2 separate regions of the Homo sapiens genome follow, and region 2 is linked to region 1. A link is a loop called in an ENCODE intact Hi-C map of the cell type or tissue named here. Cell type or tissue: A673. All regions are shown on one strand.

Evidence for each region. A loop is a pair of places that touch in the nucleus more often than their neighbours do. Peaks named below come from ENCODE experiments on the same cell type or tissue, not always from the same donor. Only the 100,000 strongest peaks of a DNase experiment are listed, where the experiment ranks them.
Region 2: it touches region 1 in a loop (3-fold over the local background); 3 of 110 quality-filtered maps call a loop at or near these places.

The regions. Positions count from the first base shown.
Region 1 is chr18:63,737,950-63,745,949 of GRCh38, reverse strand. No RefSeq gene overlaps it. Among named protein-coding and RNA genes, the nearest start is that of SERPINB7, 33 kb to the left of the region's middle. In A673, a CTCF peak has its summit at 3,986 (motif pointing right); a DNase peak (open chromatin) is centred at 3,979; H3K27ac peaks cover 742 bases.
Region 2 is chr18:63,587,236-63,595,235 of GRCh38, reverse strand. It overlaps SERPINB13 (serpin family B member 13), which reads right to left and starts at 7,893. Exons shown (of 8, transcript NM_012397.4): 1 at 7,786-7,893; 2 at 6,404-6,585; 3 at 5,521-5,580; 4 at 2,760-2,888; 5 at 2,265-2,382; 6 at 739-881; 7 at 52-207. The coding sequence starts at 6,568. RefSeq lists an enhancer at 5,408-6,607. In A673, no CTCF peak of the experiment used is centred here; DNase peaks (open chromatin) are centred at 3,325, 3,735, 4,055 and 4,465; H3K27ac peaks cover 4,841 bases.

The DNA of each region.
Region 1 (8,000 bases):
CACCTCTACTAAAAATACAAAAAAATTAGCCAGGTGTGGTGGCGGGTGTCAGTAACCCCAGCTACTTGGGAGGCTGAGGCTGGAGAATCGCTTGAACCAGGGAGGTAGATGTTGCAGTGAGCCAAGATCGTGCCATTGCACTCCAGCCTGGGCAATGAGAGCGAAACTCCAGCAAGAAAGAAAGAAAGAAAGAAAGAAAGAAAGAAAGAAAGAAAGAAAGAAAGAAAGAAAGAAAGAAAGAAAGAAAGAAAGAAAGAAAGAAAGGAAGGAAGGAAGGAAGGAAGGAAGGAAGGAAGGAAGGAAGGAAGGAAGGAAGGAAGGAAGGAAGGAAGGAAGGAGGAAGGAGGAAGGAAGGAGAGAGAAAGGAAGGAAGAAAAAAGGAAGGAAGGAAGGAAGGAGAAAGAGACAGAGAGAAAAAGAATTCTGGAGTTTCTTCACCATTATATTTATTAACTTCCTATGTGATCTTGGACAAATCTTTCAAATTTGTTGGGTTTTAGATGATTTATGTCTAAACAAAGATGCTTAGACCAAATGATCTCAAAGAATTGTCATGGCCATAAGTATGATAAGCCCATATCTCTCTGAGCCCTTTTTCTCCTTCCCTAAGATCCTCCATTTGGGGTCTGACGCCCTCAACACCATCATCCCCTGTCCTAATGATGTCCTGCTATGTTTGACCTCCTAATCCTCCTCATGCATCAAAACTAGCTAAAGTCCTAACCCCTCTACAAAGCCTTTCCTGACAAAAACTTCTTTTTCATCTAAATTCCTATACTTACCTTGACTATATCGTTTAAACTCAACAGTAAGAAACATGAATTTGCAAAGAATTCTGACTTGTAAATATTACATAAAATATTTTAAAGGGCTAAGAAAGAACAACTTTTGGATATACAGTTAACCAATTACTTTAACTTCATTAAAAAATACTATGATACATCAAAGCTAGAAAAATCAGTGTGTGGCTCCTGATGCCCCTTCAGGAAAATGATACAGCCTGGCGGTTATGTACCTAGGCTTTGGACTCAAAAGATCTGTAGTAGATGTATTTTTCAAAGACATTCACAACAAAATTTCCTATCCTACACAGTTTTCTAGAATTCTGCCACTTGCCCTTAAGAGTTAGAGTCTAATTAACATCCCCTTCAATCTGAGCAGGTTTGGGATTTATTTATAACCCATAGAATGTTGTATAATTGGAGCTGCTGCATGATTTCATATATATATGAAATATATATGAAATATATATGAAATGTATATGTGAAATATATGTATGAAATATATATTTCATACATATATTTCATATGTGAAATACATATTTATTTTATATATATTATTTTATATATTATATATATTTTATATATATTATATATATTTCATATATATTTCATATGTACATATTTTATATATAAAATATCCCTAGCCAGAACAACCAATCAAGCCCTTCACAAAAAAAAAAAAAGAGAGAGATAATGAAATGACTGCTGCTCTCTTAAACCACTAAGGTTTGGGGTAGTTTGAATTGCAGCAATAGTCACTGAAACGAAACTTGAGTTTAGATTCTGGTTCTTTGACTTACTGTGTGTCCTCAGGTAAATTGCTTAATCTCTCTGAGCCTGCATTGTCTAAACTTTAAAATATGGTTGATTGTATCACCTACCCTGTTGGTTGCTGTTGCAGAACAAATGACAAATAACTATAAAACACTTAACACAAGGCAAGCACAGAGTAAAACCTCAATAAATATCAACTATTATTATTAATAATTGGTATTTTTTATGATTCTCTGATGTAGCCCTTAGGATATTTGAGAACCTATGTTTTCCTTGCTTTATTTGGCCAAAAACTTAAGTGACAACTGTAAGTTATACAGCTATGATCTCCTACTGAGCAATAGGCACATGTCTTTGGCAATTGCTGTTACTTCCTCACTGTACCTTTTCTTTTATTTTAAATACAAATAAAATTTTATTTGTATATCAAAGACTCTATGAAATGATAACATAATGTTAACAGAGTTGATGTCAAAACACCAATAGGTTTGAAGTTATAGATGATAAATCACTTTGTTTCATTCAACCTTCCCTCGATTACATTATAGAGCATCCCTGGTATGCTCCCAGTTGAATCTTAAGTATGATGTATCTCACTGTGTCTTTTCTACCCTGCTGCTGGGGAACTTATTTCCAAGGCATCGACCTCTGCAGCCACCTGCATAAAAGGGCCAAAATGGTTGTAATTTCTTTGAGGAAGCCTGTCCCTGGAGCTAAGGTGTAGCTGTTGTTCTCATCGGCCCAAGCCACGGCCAATGGTGTTCTTGCCTGTCCTCTCTCCTGGGGCCCTTTCCCCTGGAGCTGTCTACATAATGTGGAAATAAAAATCTTCAAAGGGAGCTATCCCACTTGGCATGGTATAGCTAAGCAAACAGGTTTCAGGGTACATTACAGGCTCCCCACCTTCTCAGAGACTATTTAAACCCTATCCCATTCCTGACTTGCTTGTAGACTAAGTCCTCCCCAGATCTACCCCAGAAAACTCCAATTCCAACTTCATCCTATAATAAAATATAGATGTAATAATGTTAAATGGGACTTGTCTCATTTCTGAGTTTGTCTGCTGGTCCAAGGCAGATATTAGCAGATAATAAGCATGCATCATGCTGTAAAGAGGGCTACCAGGGCATCCACTCAAGATAGGCCAAGACACCATGGGCCTGGTCTGATGACCCTGACCTCAAGGCTCACATCCAAGATACTGGAGAGGATGCTGAGGATTTTCCCCTGGAGGTTAGAGAATGGGGGTTTCTTGGGAGGAAAAGGGGAAAGGGATGCTGCTTCTCTCCACATGAAGGAGAGGGGGATAAATTCCCCATACCTTATACCATAGGCGGGGGAGCTGGATTTAAGAGAAAGAAAACACACATAGAGAGGGAGGTACTTGCCACTAGGAGAAATCGACATCTCCCGGGCAACTGGATGTCTGCTGGGATGCAGAAACCTTGAGCCTTGTGAAATAAGGAGTTCAGGGCCGGGCACGGTGGCTCACACCTGTAATCCCAGCACTTTAGAAGGGCAAGGTGGGCAGATCGCTTGAGGTCATGGGCTCAAGACCAGCCTGGCCAACATGGAGAAACCCCGTCTCTACTAAAAATACACAAATTAGCTGGGCATGGTGGTCAGTGCCTATAATCCCAGCTATTCGGGAGGCTGAGGTACGAGAATCCCTTGAACCCAGGAGGCAAAGATTGCAGTGATCTGAGATCATGCCACTGCACTCCAGCCTGGGTGACAGCAAGACTCCATCTCAAAAAAAAAAAAGAAAAAAAAAAGACAGAGAGAGAAAAGAAAGAGACAAGCACTAAGTCAACAATGACCTCCCAGCACAAAGGCTAGAGGAGTACTATCACACACAAAAGCTGAAACAGAGAGGATGCATCTGTATGGTGGGTGAGAAAGTTTGTAAAAGTCAAAGGTTCTAGGACCTGAGCCAGGAAAAAGCTTAGCCACAGGGAGGAGCTGATTTCTGCAGTGAGCAGTGCAGTGCTCCATCTAAACTAGTGTCGTTCATCTCAAAGGCTTAGTTGTGGGACTGAAGGAGAAGCTATAGAGAATCAGAATTAGAACTCAGTTCTCTAAACTGCAAATTTAACCCCACCCACAAATGTACTGGGTGTTACTACAGCAATAGCATGGAGGACAGGACATTGACTCTGAAGCTGGGGCTTCCTAGGCTCAAATCTTGGCTCTGCAACTAACACTGATCTAGGCAAACCACTGACATTGTCCAATTCTCTGTCTTCTCATCTTGGACTGAAAATAGCAATAAGACATGCCACGTAGAGTTATGGGACCAAATTAGTGAGATATGTACAACGGTGCCTGGCATGAAGTTATAATACTGCAATAAATGTTAGCTCTTGTTTCTGTTGTCATCCTGGGCTTCCACAAGGACAGATTATATCTTTTATTCATCCCGTGTTACTGTCTCATCCACAAGGAGGAGCTCAATACACACTGGTTGACAAAAGGATTATAACTTTAATGTAAAAGCTGAATAAAATTTCAATGAATAATGGGCAAAACTCGTTACCTTATTTAATATTAGGAAACTTCATTTTGGAGATGTCAGAAGATTCTTGATCATCCCTAACAATTCTTTTTTTTTTTTTTTTTTTTTTTGAGACAGGGTCTTGCTATGTCACCCAGACTGGAATGCAGTGGTGGGATCTCGGCTCACTACAACCTCTGCGTCCCGGGTTCAAGCAATTCTCCTGCCTCAGCCTCCCGAGTAGCTGGGATTACAGGCACCCGCCACCATGCCAGGCTAATTTTTGTATTTTTAGTAGAGACAGGGTTTCACCATGTTGGCCAGGCTGGTCTCGATCTCCTGACCTCGTGATCTGCCTGTCTTGGCCTCCCAAAGTGCTGAGATTACAGGCGTGAGCCACAACGCTTGGCCAATCATCCCTAACAATTTTACAAGATTTGAATCGTATCCTAACAAATCAGCAACCACTAAACAGATAAGCTCTCTGTTATCAACACCTTGAATTCAGTTAGACAGTCTGGGCTTCCCCTTTCTAAACTGTAGCTTAGATCTTCTGGGAAACCAGCTCAACACAAGTTGTATTTTTAACCATCTGATATATGTAGTACACAGGCTTTTTCATCTCCTTGCTAAGAAGAGAATGTGTATGTAGAAATAAAACATTTTTTTCTACACTGTAACCTGAAGCCACCTTAACTTGCTTATAGAACAATCTTATTAGAATTGTCAGTGGAGCTCTGTCATGGGCCAAGTTCAGTGCACTAACTCCACCCAGCTTATCTCACTCAGGCCATTGCTCTTCACTTTGCAATTCTACAACATAGTAGGTACTAAAAGCATCAAAACAGTTAAAGAATGAATTCTGTCATTCATTCAACTGATATTTATTGAAGATCTACCATGCTCCCGGAATTGTTGTTGCTGAGACAACACAAAAATATAAAACCCCTGCCCTCATGAAACTTACATTCTAGTAGGGAGATATTGCCAGTAAACAAGATAAATAAGTAAAGTGTATGTCAAGAGAGAAGTAAATGCTAATGAGAAAAGTAAAACAGCAAAGAGGGATTGAGAGTGTGTACTGAGGTTGCAATTTAGATAGAAGCTGAAGCTCAGAGTCTGATATCTCTAAGTGGGAATTACGAGCATGGCCAGGGTCCCAGATGGACCCCTGTGATTATGCAGGAATTCGGGTGGCATGGGAGCACATGAAGAAGTGGTGAGGGAGCCTAATGGAGATTATTTGAATGAGGAAAAAAGAAACATCCTGGAAAGAATTTATGCTCAAGTGCAGAGTCAGAGTCAGGATGTCCATGACCAAAGGACGTGGTTCAGGCTGGGAGATGAGGGGTGATTATGCAAGCAGCCCACCTGTCTGCTCAGGTCATGTTCCTCTCCCCACCACAGTCTGAATCTCAGAGAGAAAAGGCACCATGGAACAGTTCAAAGAACTTCTGCAACATCTGAACAAGACTGGGAGGTCAAGTCAGCCCTGATTAGAATGACAGAATGGGATTACAGCCAACAGATGGTGAGAGTCTTGCCACCCCAGCTTCTACAACCAGCCCAGAAATACCTGACAACATCAAATTCTCAAGCCCTATGGGCAGGAGCAGCAGCTCCAGGAACTCAGGGACATTTGGCCAGAAGCAGTTGTAGACATGGCAACATCAGGAGGGTCAGACCTTCATGAACCTGTCAGCTAAGTCATAGGCTTCACCATTGTTCTGTGAGCTCAGGACATGGGAGCAGATTTTACACTGAGTAAAGCACGAGGAGTTCAGGAAGAGTGGTGAATCTCAGAGAGGGTTTGGGGGAACCAGAAGAAGGAGGAGTGGGATTCAGAAGAACACACAGTTATCAGTGGGATCTAATCCAGACTATTAGTTTGTTGTCATCTGGAAGACACAGGCTATAAGGGTGATACAAACATTTAATTAACAAAAAGCAGAATTTACAAAAACAAATCTCTGGCTCGGATATAGAACCTGGAGTCTCTAAATACTGCATGTTCTCTTATAAATGGGAACTAAACAATGGGTCCACGTGAATGTAAAGATGGAAATAATAGACACTGGGGACTCCAGAAAGGTGGAAGGGTAAGGGGGCAATGATTGAAAAATTACCTATCAGGTACAATGTTCACTGTATGGGTCATGGGTACATTAGAAGCCCAATCCCCCAAAATTGGCAATATACTCTTTTAACCCCTGAATCTGAAATAAATTTTTAAGAGAAAAAACCTGGAAACCCTGCCAAATCCCAGTCTGGTAAATTCCCACCCAACAGTTTGCTTTTTTGTTTTGTTTTGTTTGTTTGTTTGTTTGTTTGTTTGTTCTGAGACAGAGTCTCGCTCTGTCATCCAAGCTGGAGTGCACTGGCGCTATCTCGGCTCACCGCAAGCCCCACCTCCCAGGTTCACGCCATTCTCCTGCCTCAGCCTCCTGAGTAGCTGGGACTACAGGCGCCCACCACCACCCCGGCTAATTTTTTGTATTTTTAGTAGATATGGGTTTCACCGTGTTAGCCAGAATCGTCTCAATCTCCTGACCTCATGATCTGCCCGCCTCAGCCTCCCAAAGTGCTGGGATTACAGGTGTGAGCCACCGCGCCCAGCCCCCCAACAGTCTTATTACCTCTTAACAAAGAGACTTTTTAACAATGATGGTCAAAGATTCTCCAAGACCGTGCTGGGGATTTCTTGGCATGGTCACGTCATGGTTATTGTGGATGACTATGACTCATGTCCAAATTACTGGACAATTCCATCACCCAGTTAAGCACCTAATGGTGCCTGTCACTGTGACACCTAAATTGTCAGAGATGCTGTCTACACATAACCAAAATAAACCATGAATAGGTATTTTATCCCCACCTTCAAAATGTTCTAGTTCTGCCAAACTGATTACTAGCATGTAAAATGCTCCTCTGTGATTTATTTCATGTAGTTTATAATGTACCTTTCCCGTTATAAATATGAGCATCTGGAAGCCCAAATGACTTTTCTAGAATGCAAATCTGACCAAGTCCCTATCTTAGGAAGAGAACCCTCACTCTTTGAAATTGGGTCTACTAAAAGGACCCTGCCTATAACAGTCTTCTCATGACACCGATTACCCTATTGTCATTACTACCCTAAAGCTGTCTTCTCTGCCAAAATATAAATCCTCGCCTTATAAAGACAAGGACTGAGGCTTTGTGTTATTCACTGTATATCTCTGTGACTTAACATGGTATCTGGGCCAGAATTGGTGCTCAATAAATGTTTGTTGAAGAAATTAATCTGCTGGGTAGGGTGGTGCACACCTGTAATCAGAGCTACTTGGGAGAATGAAGCAGGAGGATAGCTTGAGCCCAGTAGTTTAAGACCAGCCTTGACAAAATAGTGAGCTCTTGTCTCAAAAAATAAATGAAATTGAATAAGGGTGTCAATGAATTTTTAAAATGAGAATCTTTTAAAGTCATTTACTCTTGAGCAGTAAATCTATTGTTGGCTAGAGGTGTATGTTCCTTTTTGGGTCCTGTTGAGGCCAAGCTGGGTACCTCATTGATCTCTGCTTTCTCTGTTGACACAAAGAAGGAACAAGTGCCATCAGTGGATAGGATAAAAGGGGAAGTTTCCTCTACAAAACTAGGGTACCAGAGGAAGAAGACAGAGGTCAAGAGAGTGTGATGTGTAAAACTACATCAGTTTTCTGCATAAAGTGTTTCAAAACATGGAAGAAAATAATAAAAGTGGAGAAAAATTAGAAAATCACTCATGTGTATAGATGCTACTGGCCTGAGTTTATGACAAAATGCGGTGGAGAACTGAGAAAATAAAGACTCCTAAATATCCTCACTTGTGTTATTGAGTTAAACGGAAGTTGGAAAAGATTCAGAATAGCCAAGATAATATTGAAGAAGAGCAAAGTCAGAGGATGCCACAACCTGATTTCGAAACTTACTAT
Region 2 (8,000 bases), 150 kb after region 1:
ACAAAAAGCCTTAGGAAATGAAAGAAAGAATAAGGAGGTGTAAGCGTTTACCTTCTCCAGGCCATCGATGTCGTTGGGCAGAAGCACAAACATGCTTAGGTCGTTGTTTTTATATGGAATCCCTAGAATTTTGGCCTGCAAGTCCTCCAGGAAAGTGAAGCTAAAGGAATGGCTCTGTGTCATCATCTGTACAGATTTACTTGTGCTCTGCAACAAATTAACAGAGCACACAATATCAAAGGACATAAGACCAAAGGCATTAAGGCAACCAAGTTAGTTCATCAAAATAATTAGCTCAATCTAAAATAAAACCCAATATCAGAGTCTCAGAATGAGCATCCACTATCTACCAGTATGCATTTGCTCAAATATGACTTTAGATTTTTTTGGGGGGGTGGGGGATGGAGTCTCACTCTGTCACCAGGCTGGAGTGCAGTGGCATGATCTTGGCTCACTGCAACCTCTGCCTCCCGGGTTCAAGCAATTGTCCTGCCTCAGCCTCCCAAGTAGCTGGGACTACCGGCGTGCACCACCACACCCAGCTAATTTTTATGTTTTTAGTAGATACGGGGTTTCACCATGTTGGCAAGGATAGTCTCGATCCCTTGATCTCATGATCCACCCACCTTGGCCTCCCAAAGTGCTGGGATTACAGGTGTCAGCCACCACGCCCAGCCATGACTTTAGACTTTACATTCCATGTGTAAGCACATCACGAAAATAAACTAAGGGCCATACCTTATTCATCCAAAATTTCTCTTCCTTAGTATTTTCTTTCTTAAACTCCCTGTCCCATTGCCCTTTAAAATAAACCATGTTCACCAGCACCAGCTTGGTAGAGCTACTAATAGAGCCATCTGGGAACAAGTCCTTGATTTTTTCTGCAAATGAAGAAACAGAAAAAGGTTGACCCATCTTCCAAATGACAAATAATATGTATGACAAATATGATGCAGATGGACTTGACTGATCATTAAAAACCCAGCCAGGTCAGCACCTGAGGGCCTTGCTGACAAAGGGTTTGCTGGCAGAATCGACGGGGAGGTTCTCATTTTGCCCATCGCCTATTTATCCCAGTGGATAAATTAAGGTTCATGGTTAAGAGTCCAGACTCTGGGGTCAGATGCCTCTGTTAGCATCCAGTTTGCCTCTTATCAGCTGAGGAATCTTGGGCAAGTTATTTAAACTCTCTGTGCCTCAGTTTCCACATCTGTAAAATAGGAATAAAATCTGCCTCATAGGGTTGTTGAAAGGAACAAATGATTTAACACATGTAAAGCTATTAGAATACCATCTCACACATAATAAGCACTCTGTGTTAGCTATTATGCTTACCATTCAATATAGTTACCACCTGAGATTAAGGGATTACTTATTATATTGGAGAAGGAGTTGATATTTTTGTCTCTGAGTTCACCCCATCCCACAATAAATTCTAAAAAATACTGTTCAACTTTTTGAAAGATCCTATTTTTTCTGTTTCTTTTATTTCCTTTCTTCAGACCAAGCATGAGGGGAAAAAAAAAACACATTCTGAATAACAAAGTTCTCTCTGATAATTGGTATAAAAATGGAATCTGAAACTCTAACACTAAAGTATCAGCTATTGCTCCCCAAGGTGAATTTCCACATTAACATTTCTCTGTGGATTTCCCATACCAGGGGATGAGAAAGGAATAATGGGATAAGAAACTTGTCAAATCCTCTGCTGTGGGGAGAGCTGTAGGTTGTCGTTACCCCTGCACTATGCTTAAGTGAAGATGAAGACTAGGTGGCCCCAGCTGTGGATGGGAACGACAAGTCTTGATGGGAGAGCTGCGTGTTTCTCATTTAACACAGACAGAGAAAAACTCAGGAAGAAAGGCTCTGATATAAAGGAAAGAATGTAAACCCAAGACAGGCATCATCCTATTTTCAGGACCCCCAAGATATTGTGATCCATGGCTATGTGTAAACAGTTCTCCAGCAAGCGTTTCCGTGCATTTGGCTTCATGCAGTCCCCTCACTGGCTCCCCTTGGCCGCTCCACATTTGCTGAAATTGCTCCACCATCTGCAGTGCCTTCCCTACCTCCTAGGCCTGGGCTTGCCCTTCCAACCCTGCAAAACCTATCTCAAGTCCCTTCCCAAAGCTTGTGCACTGCATGGCACCCCACGCAGTGACAAGTCCAGGGCTTCATTCACAGCAGGTTGTCAAGAAGTGTTTTTTGTTTGTTTGTTTCTTTGTTTTTGTTTTTTTGCAATGAATGACCCACCCATACTCTACCATTTGTTTTGCTTTCAACCCAGGAATTAATCTTCTTTCGACTTTCATCGGCTGCATTTACAAAATCAACAGGTTCCAGAGATGCATGATAATATTTTTCAACATAATCTAAGTATTTCTTTAGGAGAAACAAGGAAGGAATAAAAAGAGGTTAAAAACTCAATTTATCAATTGCCAACATCTCTAAATAAATTTATGTATACATTAGGATGACTAATACAGTAAGAGAAATTTTAAGGCCCTGGGCATCTCACATTGAGTTCCTGCTGCACATTTTTATGCAGCTATTCTGGGGATGAGGCAAAAATCAGGTTCAGATTGCCAGGACTAAAAAGGAACTCCCTGCAGTTCTGAATATCTGTAGATCAGGATGGAAAAGCACCACAGGGATGTGGCCAGAGCCAGGCAGCACGACTTCAGGACCCATAGTCCTACCAGGGCCATTTGGCCATTCCAGAATACCACTCACAGATATGGTAGGCATGGCAAACTTACTTGAAGGAAGAGGTATGTTTTTTCTCCAAACAGCCTGTTGGTTATGTTCAGTTCATAATCATTAGTGAGTTTGCTTATTTCAGTCAAAAACTTTTGGAATTGTTGATGTACTGCTTCTGTGTTCTCAATCTTGAAAATTAAAACAAAATCTCAACAGGTTATCTTGGCAAAAGCAAGCCCAGATTCTCCCCTAAGAGGATGCGGCTGCTGGGTCTCTCCCTCCGTTTGTCAGCCTCAAGGGTGATCCCTGTGTTTGATGTGGCCCCTGGATATCAGGTAGCCTTTACCCAAGTCATATGATAATGTCAGTTATGACCAATCTCAGCTCCAGAGAGAAGCCTTCTCTGCCAGCCCAACACCACAGATCTTGCATTTATAACTCAAGTTGTGGGCTTTTTTGGTCTCAAATAAAAGTGCTCACTAAATGTTCAATAAGCTTGTTTTTAGCTCCCCACAAGATTCTAAGCATCTAAGGAAAGTAAGTGATTTCTCCGGACGATTCTTATCTATTGAAGTTTGGAAATTTTTCCAGATAGTGAATAAGAAGAGTGACTCCTAATGGTATGAGTCACTACACATTGGGCTGAAGTGAGATTTATCCTTGTCTCCAGGGGAAAAAAAAAATTTTCTGAATATTTTATGTAGGACCCATCAGTTTTCTGATTGAAGTTTTCATATTCTATGTTACCTTAACGACATATCTAGAATGTCATTATTTCAACATATAAATACAATAAATATTAATTACATATTAATATATAAGATACATATTTCAGCAAAAATAATACATGAAAATTAATATTTTGTATTCCTTTCTCATACTAAGTTCTTAAAATATAATATGCATTTTATACCTATAGCACATCTGGATTCAAACTAGATGTATTGCAAGTGTTCAATAGCCACTTGAGTAGCTACTATACTGGATAGCTTGGGACTGGATAAACTCTCACCCAGGCAAATTAGGAGGCTGGCATTAAAAAGGCCATTTTTGCATTGTTTGTAGAAGGAAGGAAGGAAGGAAAGAAAAAAGGAAGGAAGGAGGGAAGGAAGGAAGGAAGGAAGGAAAGAAAAAAGGAAGGAAGGAGGGAAGGAAGGAAGGAAGGAAGGCCGGCCCCATCAACAAAATAAATGAGGAAATAGCTATAAAAATGAATCAAATAGAGCTATAAGTATCCCCTTAAAATAGATGAATCTTATAAACATGATGCTAAGCCAAAAATAATCAAGTTCCAAAGAAGAATGACAAAAATATATGGCATGTAATGAAATAATAAATACGTGGGAATAATGAACACCTAATCCACAATAGTGGGACTTCCTCTCTGAGGAGAGGATGGGGGCGTGCTCAAGGAAGGTGTTATACATCAGCCTAAGGGGCATCAGCTGATTTGGTAATAGTTTATTTTGTACACTTAAAGGAGGGGTTAAAGTGTGTTTATTGCATTTTTCCTTATACCTTTTGTACATATGTCTTGAGATTTTATCAGCATTTTTTAAAAGCAAGATTCAAAATACTCTGAATTTACATAATAATCAAACGGGTACATGCCAAGCCAGTCTCTGGGCAAACTATTAAATGAGGAGATTGGAGTAGATGACCTCTAAGATGTATTCCAGTGCTAATATCCTTTCAGTCAGTAATTCTATTCTCTTCATACCCCTGTGGCTCCCAGGAAAATTCTGGGGAATGGGCAAAACTGCTAGACAGCATGTATGTGTAAGCTTTGCCTTACACAAAGCTGAAATTCAGTTTCCACCCCAGTCATCTAGCCCTTCACATAGGAGTAGGGCAGCTATCCAAAAGAATGAGCTGTTTTCTAATTTGCACAAAGGTTCTACATGGGCTATCATGGCTGAGAAAGAATGTGCTCTGAAGACAACTGCACTTCTCAGTTGAGGGAACATTGCAGTGGCCATATGACCCAACTTGGTTGCGCAAACCCTGAAAGGAAGCCTGACCCTCCACAGGAGCAACTGAGCCACCCACACGACCTAGCCTTTTGGGGTTGTGAAATGAGCAGCTCCTATTGCTGGGTGATCTGAGCCATGGTTTTATGAGGGTCTGGAATTGCACTATGACTACTGTCAGAGCAGCTGTGCCCTTCCTGAGAGTGCTAACGTCTGATCCTAGCCCCGACCTAATGGGCTTATTCCTTTCCCATATTTGAGTAGACTCTCCTTTGGATGGCGAATACAGGAACACTGGAGCTGGAAAAGACCTCAGGAAGTCATTGGGCCTGTAATAATTTTTTAAATACAACATCAGCACGGGGTTAAAAATATGAGTGGAGTTTAGCAATAATATCACCTACTGCTACTACCACCACCACCACTGGCTCAGTTGCCAGATGCCCCTACTGCGGACTTTACAGAGGCTGAAAGAAGATAAATAACTTGCCCAAAGTAGCATCGCTCTTAAGTGACTGAGCCAGGACTTGGACCTAAGTCTGTTTAACTCCAAAACCCATCCACTCTGCTATGGGAACTTTTCTGTCTATTAGCCTTTACCAGTTCTATCATAGCGGTATTGTCCATTACACCTAAGGTCTCTTCTCAATATTAAGGGGTTATTATTATTGTATAATCCTTACAACAATATTTGTCTATGGTGATTATTATTGCTTAATAGTAAAGCAACAATATTGCTTTCATGCCTTTCTCAGTCCTTTTCCCCAGAGACCCCACACCTAAAATGCAACTCTACTGAAGTTTGTAAAACACATCTCCCCACCTCTTTTCCTTCAGCCTTTATTCTTACCACCTCTTTTTCTTCAGCCTTTATTCTTGAGCTCTTCGTCTCTTTTTCAGAGTGAAACACCTGGAAGAGATAGAAAATATTACTGTGGTGCTCAGAGAAGAGAAAACCTCACACAGAATCAGTCAGGGGAGAGTGGACGCTTCTGAAAGAAACCTCGGTGGTATATGAGGTGACATTATCTCCTTGCAAAATCAGAAAAAGGTCTGCGTTTACCTCTGATTTTTCGTGTGTGTGTGTGTGTGTGTGTGTGTGTGTGTGTGTGTGATGGAGTTTTGCTCTTTTGGCCAGGTTGGAGTGAAGTGGCATGATCTTGGCTCACTGAAACCTCTGTTCCTGGATTCAAGCGATTCTTCTGCCTCAGCCTTCCGAGTAGCTGGGATTATAAGCACCTGCCACCACACCCAGCTAAGCTCATGCCTGTAATCCCAGCACTTTGGGAGGCCAAGGCGTGTGGATCACCTGAGGTCAGGAGTTCAAGACTAGCCTGGCCAACATGGTGAATCCCCTTCTTTACTAAAAATACCTCTAATTTTTTTCTAAGGAACTCGTATTGGCTTATGTGTTCCTGTGTTCATCTTGGATGTGTCATTTTTACCCTTGTGGGGATTATGTCACTTTTTCCATAAGTACTTGGACAAGGTTACGCAACCAGTCTCTACTCAAAAAAATTTCAAGCATCTGGGAGCAGGTGGCGAGATGGTATTTGGAAAAGGAAGAGGGCTTTCCTGATAGACCTGAAATTGCTCCTTGTCTTGAAAGTCTCTGTTTCCTGGTCCACAGGTCAAGAAGAGCGTATTTTTAAGATAATGCAAGAGGGCTGACAACCCCCCCGCCAAATGAATTTGTGCATAGGAAACAAGGAAGCCCCCTGACTGCGCCCAACCTCCTCCAACTGGGAAGCGGTGGCTCCTCGGGTCCCCAGGAGGACCATGCCAATTGCAGTCAAGATGCCCACAGGGGAAAAGAAGATGTTGCCATCATTTGTTTTCTTCAGCTCTTTGAAAAGATCAAACCCAAGTCGAGTGCTGACGGCGCCAAGTGAATCCATGATGATTTTAGCGAGACCTAGAATAGCAAGAACAACAATCAAAACTGAACATTTGAATTACTCTGTGTCAGGGGAATCCTTTCTGCTTCTATTCCTCTTCTTGCATCGATCCGGAATACAGGGATTTCCACCCTTTTGGTGAAAGGTCGCTGCTGCCTGCTTCTCACGTCCTCTCTTGGCCTTCTCTTGCTGGGAGACATCCATCAATCTACTGGAGTCTTCCGTCATCCGGTGGTGCTCAGTTCTTATTTCCCCGCGGAGCAGGGTTAATGTTTTAATGGCTTTATTCTCTTGCTCTCTGTCTGACCCTGCCTGTCTCTGCCTCTCCACAGCCTCCTCTTCATGGAAGCTTCCCCAGGTAGACCCAGCCCTTGTCCAGGCGACACCAGTTTGTCCAGATGTGGGGCCCATGATAAGGCAGGGGGGTAGGCACAAGAATCTCCACGGGCCTCAAGTTCAAACAGTGCTCTCAGATCCAACCTTAGCAATAATTAAGCCGAGACTTGAATCCTTATCTGATACTATTTCTCAATTGATTCAAAATTCAGCCCAGAGAGTGACAGGATTGATTAAATCTCTTAAACCCCTTTCCCTAACTGCATACAAACTTGACTCTGGGCTGAATTTTTCTGAAGCAGAAACCACATATCTCTGGTCATGAATTATTAGGTGGAGATGAAAGGGTTTTCTTTTTTATACTTTTCTGTATTGTTTTAGGCTTGTACATGAGCTTGCATTACTTTTGTCATTTCACAAAAATAGTTTTTAAAGAGCAATTAATATTTGCCAAAAATAAATAGGTAGAACTGTTTTTATGTTTGCTTCATTACCAACTACTTTAAAACTAGTAAGTAAAGGCTTTAGGAGGAATCCTAAAACAAGAATAAGATTAATGAAAAATAAAGTTTTTTAAAGCCCACATACTTTGGGGCCTTTTGCCCTCAAGGGCTCATCCCCGCTAAGGCATCCCACATCTGATATCAAAGCTTTCATTTCAACCTCAGGTTTCCTTGCAGAGATCCTTTACAGGTTAACTCAGAAATAAAATGGATTAATTTACTGTCAAAGAAGATACATTGTCATGGCCATGTTGGAACTGAATTAAATAAAACTACCTCCAGAAAGTCTATGCAAAATAAAAGTAATTCTTTCAAACAACAAACATCATTGTTCTCAAAATACAGAGGTCTTAAATTGGAGCCAAAATAAGAACTTACCTCGGGTTTTTGGAGAGACGGTGGTGGCTGGGCAACGAACTAGGAAGCATAAGTCAATTAAGTAGCTGGGATCCTTAATTTATAGTTCTCCACATCTGCTTCAGCAGTGGTTTTCCACCTTGCGTGCACCTTAAAATCTCCTTGGAACTTTAAAAAAAATCTATGCCCAAGCCCCACCCCAGACCAACTGAGTCAGCATCTCTCGAGTGGAAACC